Regions from separate parts of the Homo sapiens genome. Here region 1 is linked to region 2. The links are chromatin contacts, found by Hi-C or POLR2A ChIA-PET in ENCODE. All regions are on one chromosome and are shown on one strand. Each heading gives the region's core, a stretch centred on a gene start or an enhancer-like site at or near the end of the contact. The rest is flanking DNA. Distances are from core to core; before and after follow the strand shown.

Region 1 (3,567 bases), core at 766-3,265, 1.3 Mb after region 2:
AGAAAATGGGAATAACTTGAGTATGTGTTGAAAGTAAAGAACCAGTAGAAATGGAGAGGCAAAGATACATGGAAGTGAAGTAATTGATGGTGCAAGGTCCCAGAAGAGGAGATATACATGGGGTTCCTCCTCTTACTCTTTGTCACCTAAAAGAAGGTAAGAATGGTAGTGAATCAAGATGTTGGAGGAGGGAAGGAGGAAGCAGTGGGAGGTTGTGCAAATTCTAGCTAATAGTTTTAATTTTCTTTTCTGAAGTAGGAGGCAGTGTCATCTCCTGAGTGCAAGCAGAAAAGTTGTCCTCAACTATGTATAGTAGGAGTGGATAAGGAAGAGATTTGTATTGATCTGAGGTTTTGTGTGGGGGTTTGAGGCCAGGGTCAAAACCACTGAGAAGATTGGCAAGATAGTGTTTGAAGTGATGAATACTGTCATGTCTCCTCTCAGTAATACAGCACTTTCTTCAGCCTACATTCTTCTAATGGCAGGATTGGAAAGGCAATACTTTCCCCAAACTCATCATCTTATCAAAACCATCTGCCACCAAGATCATCAGGACTAAGCTCATTATGCTGTTTACAGCCATCACCACCACAAGCCCAAGACCACCCACTTTTAATCATGAACAGACAAGCAAAGACTGTCAGACATCTGAAGACTGCCTCGAGGTCAGACTCGTGACACCTGAGGCAGCACCATTCACTCAGTTTTGGGAACAAAAAACTTGGAATCCTCTTTCACCGTCATTCACTTGGTCAGTCACCAAGCTCTGTTCATCCCGCCTTCTAAGTATTCCCCAGGGCCCCCACTTCTCTCCATGCCCACTCTCCGTGCCACTGGTAACCTGCGTTTCTATCATCCCTCATTCTGATACTCTATCCCTCCAGCTCTCTGCGCAAAAACTGATCATACTGGCCGGGCACAGTGGCTCATGCCTGTAATCCCAGCACTTTGGGAGACCGAGGTGGGCGCATCACGAGGTCAAGAAATGAGACCACCCTCGCCAACATGGTGAAACCCCATCTCTCCTAAAAATACAAAAAATTACCTGGGCGTGGTGGCGCGCGCCTGTAGTCCCAGCTACTCGAGGTGCTGAGGCAGGAGAATCGCTTGAACCCGGGAGGCGGAGGTTGCAGTGAGGAGAGATCGCGCCATTGCATTCCAGCCTGGCGATATAGCCAGACTCCGTCTCAAAAAAAACAAAACAAAACAAAAAACTGATCATACCACTTGCCTGATTAAAAACTTTCGATGACTCTAACATTGCCTTTAGGTAAATGCCATCCAAACTCACTAAACTGGTTTCCAACCCGTTTCTGAAAGCACCTTAATCTCTCCCCACTTCCTCTGCTCATTCATCCATACCTACTGCCTCCTCACTGCTATGTCCTCTCTCCTGACCCGGCACTTGCTCTTTCCCAGTCCTAGAAGGCTCTTCTCTTCCAGTTCCCACTGCCCTTTTCCCTTTCCTGGCTAATCCCATACTCATCCTTCTTGTCTCAACCTAGTGGTCCTTAAGGAAGCTTTGCTGACCCCCGACACCGAGCGGGCGTCCCTCCTGTGTAGCACTGTGTTAGCCCTACCAAGTCAAGGCTCTCCTTGCCTGTTTCCTGCCGGAACCATGTCTTTTTACTTCACTCCTGTCTCCTCAGCATTCCAGCACAGTGCTGGGTACATAACAGGTGCTCAAGACAAGTTTGTGGAATGACTAATGAGTGAATAAATCATTAACCAAACACCTTGGATCTCCTACTACATCATTTGCAAAAAAAAAAAAATGTTTAATAGAAATTAAAATGGACCCAGTGAGCTAGAGTGTGTGACCCTGCTTAAAAACGACAGAGTGGTTCTGAGAAGCAGTCCCAGCCTAGGAACCCGGGGATCCGGCCTGTGGACCCACGGGCAGGGCCTGCGGGGTGCACCGGCGCTTTCGGGCGGAAGGCGGGGCCTCCCGGCCAGTGACCCCGCCCCGAGGCGCCTCCCGGGCGGGGAAGGGCGGGGCTCGCGCTGGGAAACTCCCCTTCCAAGGCCGAGGCGCCGCTGCGCGTCCTCCAGGCGTGGTGGTGGGGTCGTGGGTCCCAGCCCAGTGGTCCAGGTCACGGGCCGCACGGCCGCGGCCGCCATCTTGCCCGCGTCCGGGCTCCTGCGGCGGGCGGGGCGGTGTCCCGGCCGGAAGCGGCTGTGCGGCGGCCGCGCTGCCACCTCAGGTCAGTGAGCGCGACCCGGTTCGCGTCTCGACTCTCGGGAGCGCCGCGGCCGCAGCGAGGGGCCGGAGATAGCCTAGTTGAAAGGCCCGGGCGTCTCGGCGGGGAGCGCGTTCCGCGCTGTAGGGTAATCGCGCCGGGCGGCCGGCCGCCTGGCCGGGCCTCAGCGGGAGCCACCGGGGGCTGCGGGCGGCCGTGGGACCTGCGGAGACCTCCTCGGGGCGCAGGGAACACGCTACAGCCTTCGCCGCGGCGGGCTTGTGGGGAGCGGCGTCCCAGCCTTTCCCGGGAGGCTCAGCCAGGTGCCTGGAGCGGGAGAGTCGGACTCAGATTCCTGCTTTACCTAGAATAGCAACGTGCCCTGTTCCCGTTGTACCCTCTTAAATACTATACTTCTTAAACGGCCTGTCTCCCGGTGAGCTCTGTTCTCTTCTCATATGAGTAATGAAAATTAAGAGGATGAATGAAACCTCACACATGTTGTGGACTTTGCTGAATAGGTTAGCAAATGACTGCAGGCCTTTTGTATATTTTAAGGGAAATTTGGATATGTGCAGTGCATCTCCTCGAAGATGCTGATGGTGGAAATTTCTTGAAACCGCTCTCGTAATTTGCCACGGTAAGAAAAGTAAAAGACAACATCAAAAAGCATGTGGTTGGATCCTTTGTACACTGAGTAGTATTTTAATGTGTTGGACTTCACTGTCCAGTAGCCACATGGGATTGAGATGTGCTATAAGTGTAAAATACACATCGGATTTCCCAGAGTTGGTGCCAAAAAAACGTAAAAATCCTCAATAATTTTTGCATTGATTACATATTGAAAGGATAATGCTGTTGATATGTTGGCTAAATAAAATGTGTTTTTAAATTTCATTCCACCTAATTTTACTTTTTAAATGTGGCTACTAGAAATTTTTAAATCATATGGCTCACACTGTATTTCTTTTGGACAGTGCTGTTGCAAATATTCTGGTGAATGAACACAGAATCAGCATGGCTTTCCTTTGCTGAGAAATCACTGATGGGAAGTGAGACTTGTTAAACTTGAAAGGTGAGGATATAAATACAAGCTGTAATTATTGCAGACCGCACCCCTTCTACACCTAATTTTTTAATGTCTCCAAAATTTGGAAAAAACATTAACTTTCAGGGCTGATTAAGGGAATGGTAGTAATACTAACATCTGTGTGATGTGAAGAGCTCATTTCAGTTGATTGTCACAGCTTTGTGAGATGGAAATGGGATAGATTTTATCTCGGTTTTATGGTTTTGGAGTATTACAAGATTTGTTAGGATCTGAGCTGGGGAGTGGCTGTAGGATTTCTGACTCTAGATTGTTTTCTTTACACCAGATTCTTGGTGA
Region 2 (3,298 bases), core at 523-3,022:
ACATTAAAGCCTCCTCTTTTCCTCTTTATTCCTGCTTTAATCTTCAAGTCTACATTTCTTTACTCACAGAGCCCAAAGCACCTTACAAACAAAACTGCCAAGCCAGCTAGCTGCCTTGACGCTAATGTCCAACGTCTGCATATTACAGTTGTCTTTCTTTTCTAACAAGGGAAAACAGCTATGCCCAAATTGTGACAGGCAGGAAACACGACATCCACCGGGAACCCATTCCTTAGGATCTCATGGCTCCAGACAGCCTGACTGTAGGAGGGTTCGCAACTGGGCGCCTTCGTTCCACAGCGCTCCCATCAACACACCCACTCGGTGCCACAGTGCTACCCCTAGCTTCAACTATAAGAACTGAACTCGCCAAATGCCATGACGGGTGCCAACTTCCCACCATCCTGGCTGCATCGCGTCTTTCAGCAAAAAAACATCTCCCTCTGAGCAGCACTTGAATTCTGGAAGGCACCTTGATGATGAACCACTTCATCCTGAAGCATTCAATACTGCTGATTCTTACAGGCAGCTGCACCGGCAGCCTGTAATTAAGATTTCTCTAAACTGCTCCCTTATTACATGGGGTTCTGATGATTCTGATGATTTCTCTGTCAGCTCAAAGGAGATCTTCAGGAAAAAAAAAAAAAGTCTAGAGAACCTCAACTTCGGCTGTTCCTGTAAAAACACGGGCATTAACCCTTTGCTTTCCAAAGCGAACACCCACTCCATACAGAGGCACGTTCCTCTGTTTTTAAAATCTAATTCCCAGCATGACCCAGCAGTCATTTGTATTCCACTAAATAATTTCCAACAAACACGATTCCTCCAGCAAGAGGAAACCGAACGTCAGACACAGACCACCTGGGCCACGACGCGCATCGACCCGACCCACTCGGGAGCACACCTGGCTCCGGGCACACCTGGCTCTCCGGTCTTGCCTCTGTGCTGGGTGCAGCTCGTGTCTCCCACCCTCGGCTCCACGGAGTTTTTTGCTCAATCTGTCGCGTCTGCCGTTTCCTAAAACGTCTACCCTGAACTGAACTCCAGCTGGCCCCCTCCCCGTTCGAGCAAATCCAGCGACCGTTTCTGACCCAAAGCCAAGCAGACTGTCACGCTTTCCAACCGTTTCCCCTGCCCTCCCGTCCTGTACACTCGAGGAGCCTCCAGTGCAAAACTTTCCCCTCCCGGTTTCCCACCGGCTCAGCCGCTTCCGCCCACCTGAGCTGAAAGGGGGCGTCCGAAACGCCGGGCTCCGGAGGGCATGAACGCCCTTGGCGACAAGATGCGGGGAAGGTCGCCCCGCAAGGTCCCCCGCCCCAGAGGAGCGACACCCAAACCCCGGCCCGAGACTCCGGGGCGACCCCAGCCCGCGGCAGCCCCGGCCTGGTACCCAGACCCTCGCCAGCGCCGAACGGCGACCCCGGCCCGCCCCCTCCCTCGGCCCCCGGAGACCCAGCCTCGGCCCTGGCCCGGCGTGCCTCAGGCCTCCAGCGGACGCCGCTGCCGCTGCCCCCGACCCCGTCTCCTCCGGCGAACCCCGGCCCAGCGCCGCGCCCTCGACCCCCAGCCCCCGGCCCCCGACCCCAGGCCGCCGGCGAGCCCACCACACCTCCGACACTCACCGCCACCACCCTCGCCGCCGCCGTCTTCATCCATCTTGAGGCCACTCCCGCAGCCGGCGAGCCGGGGGCCGGCAGCAGAGGGGCCGCGGGCTGGGGACGCCGCCGGAGGGAGCGCGCAGGCGACCGGGCGGCTCCTCAGCGCGCGGCCCGGGTCGCGGCCGGGCCTCCTCCCGCCGGGCGGGGCCTCGCTGGTCGGCGTGCCGTCACGTGACCCATGCCCCGCCTCTGCCCGCGGTGGGCGGGGCGTGAGGCCGCGCAGCCCCGCCCTCGGGAACCGGCCGGGCCGGCGGCGTCTGCGCTGGGGAAGGCTGTAGACCTGGCCCCTGAAGTGCAGGCCGATCCGGTGTGCGTGGAGCGAAGCCTCCTCGCCCTCAGCATTCCAGTAGCCTGCGGACGGGCGTGGGGCCCCGGACACTGGAACGCCACACTCTGCAAAACCCAGTGGCCAGGGGTGCAACTTGCACGTGCACTCGGGGTAAAAGATCAAGAAACGAATGCATTCAGAAGTCAGGCCTGGCCAGGCTCGGTGGCTCACACCTGTATTCCAATACTTTGAGAGGCTGAGGTGGGAGGATCGCTGGAGAACAAAAGTTGGAGACCAGCCCCGATAACATAGCGACCCAGGCATGGTGGCATGTGCCTGTAGTTCCAGCTACTGGGGAGGCTGAGGTGGGAGGTCACGTCACTTGAGCCCAGTAGGTAGAGGCTGCAGTGAGTTATTATTGCACCACTGCACTCCAGTCTGGGTGACAGAGTGAGACCCTGTCTCAAAAAAAAAAAGAACAAGGTCAGGCCTTCTCCTTCCTAAGACATGCATGTCAGAAGAATTCCAGCCTTTCAGCTGTCTTATATTTAATGGAGCCTCTCCTCCTTCCCTCCTGGTGAGTGCATTTTTAAATTAACAAAATGCAGGGCTTGTAAATGAATGTGGTCATGAGGTTGGAACGGAATCCCGATTCAACACACCTGGGGCTCAGCTCTCAAAGGGCATTGTAGGGGTTGGCCAATCTGGCGGCTGATGCCCTTGGAGTTTAGCGCCAGTCTTCCTTGGAGAGCTGCCAGCTGTCCTGGATTTATGATGCAGGAGGAGCTCTGAATTCAGTTTCCCTTGGGCACAGCCAGGGTCCTCAGCACAGGCCTCCTGGGCAGAAGGCCTCCCCTGGCCCCTGCTCCACATCGATGGATCTCCTCTCTCACTCCCCATATCTCTCTTCCAGTAACTCCTGAAGCATTGCTTGTGGCCCCTCCCAAGCCTTTCTGTTGGAACTCAATCGCATTAAAGAAAAGCAAACATTGTAATGGAGGAGATAGCTCATCTCTAATATAATTTTCCAGCAACTGTTTTATATTTACAAGCTGTCCATTGAACCAAAGGATCCTTCCGTTGTCATCTATCAAAGTGGACAATTTCACCTTTTGGTTCAAGGTTGCGGGATGATTTCAAAGTTCAATCTTCTAATAACCTCAAGAATTGAACACCAAGCATTCTCATGCAACCAAACCCACGAGGGACACTTTTTTTTTGAGACAGGGTCTCGCTCTATTGCCCAGTCTGGCATGCAGTGTCTCGAGTGATCCTCACACTTCAGCCTCCCAAATAGCTGGGACCATAGGTACATGCCACCATGCATCGGTTAATTTTTGTATTCTTTTTTAGAGACGAGATCTTGCCATGT

The links. Hi-C counts contacts between places; a loop is a spot of excess contacts on that map. ChIA-PET counts read pairs that join two places held with the same protein, here RNA polymerase II (POLR2A). Pooled maps may share reads with other maps.
Region 1: a map of naive thymus-derived CD4-positive, alpha-beta T cell shows a loop between it and region 2 (8-fold over the local background). The contact joins the promoter of MIOS here to the promoter of CYTH3 in region 2. A Hi-C loop is called at or near these places in 1 of 168 maps with a recorded cell type or tissue (naive thymus-derived CD4-positive, alpha-beta T cell) and 5 of 50 pooled maps. POLR2A ChIA-PET finds 5 or more read pairs at or near these places in 1 of 52 experiments (PC-9).

What each region holds. Positions count from the first base shown.
Region 1 is chr7:7,564,869-7,568,435 of GRCh38, forward strand. It overlaps MIOS (meiosis regulator for oocyte development), which reads left to right and starts at 2,016. Exons shown (of 13, transcript NM_019005.4): 1 at 2,016-2,204; 2 at 2,739-2,820; 3 at 3,158-3,255. MIOS-DT (MIOS divergent transcript) reads right to left here and starts at 1,197. Exons shown (of 5, transcript NR_110084.1): 1 at 1,046-1,197. RefSeq lists a silencer at 1,837-2,486 and an enhancer at 2,737-2,806.
Region 2 is chr7:6,270,852-6,274,149 of GRCh38, forward strand. CYTH3 (cytohesin 3) reads right to left here and starts at 1,773. Exons shown (of 13, transcript NM_004227.4): 1 at 1,623-1,773. The coding sequence starts at 1,656. RefSeq lists enhancers at 388-1,110, 1,111-1,832 and silencers at 1,151-1,320, 1,641-2,000.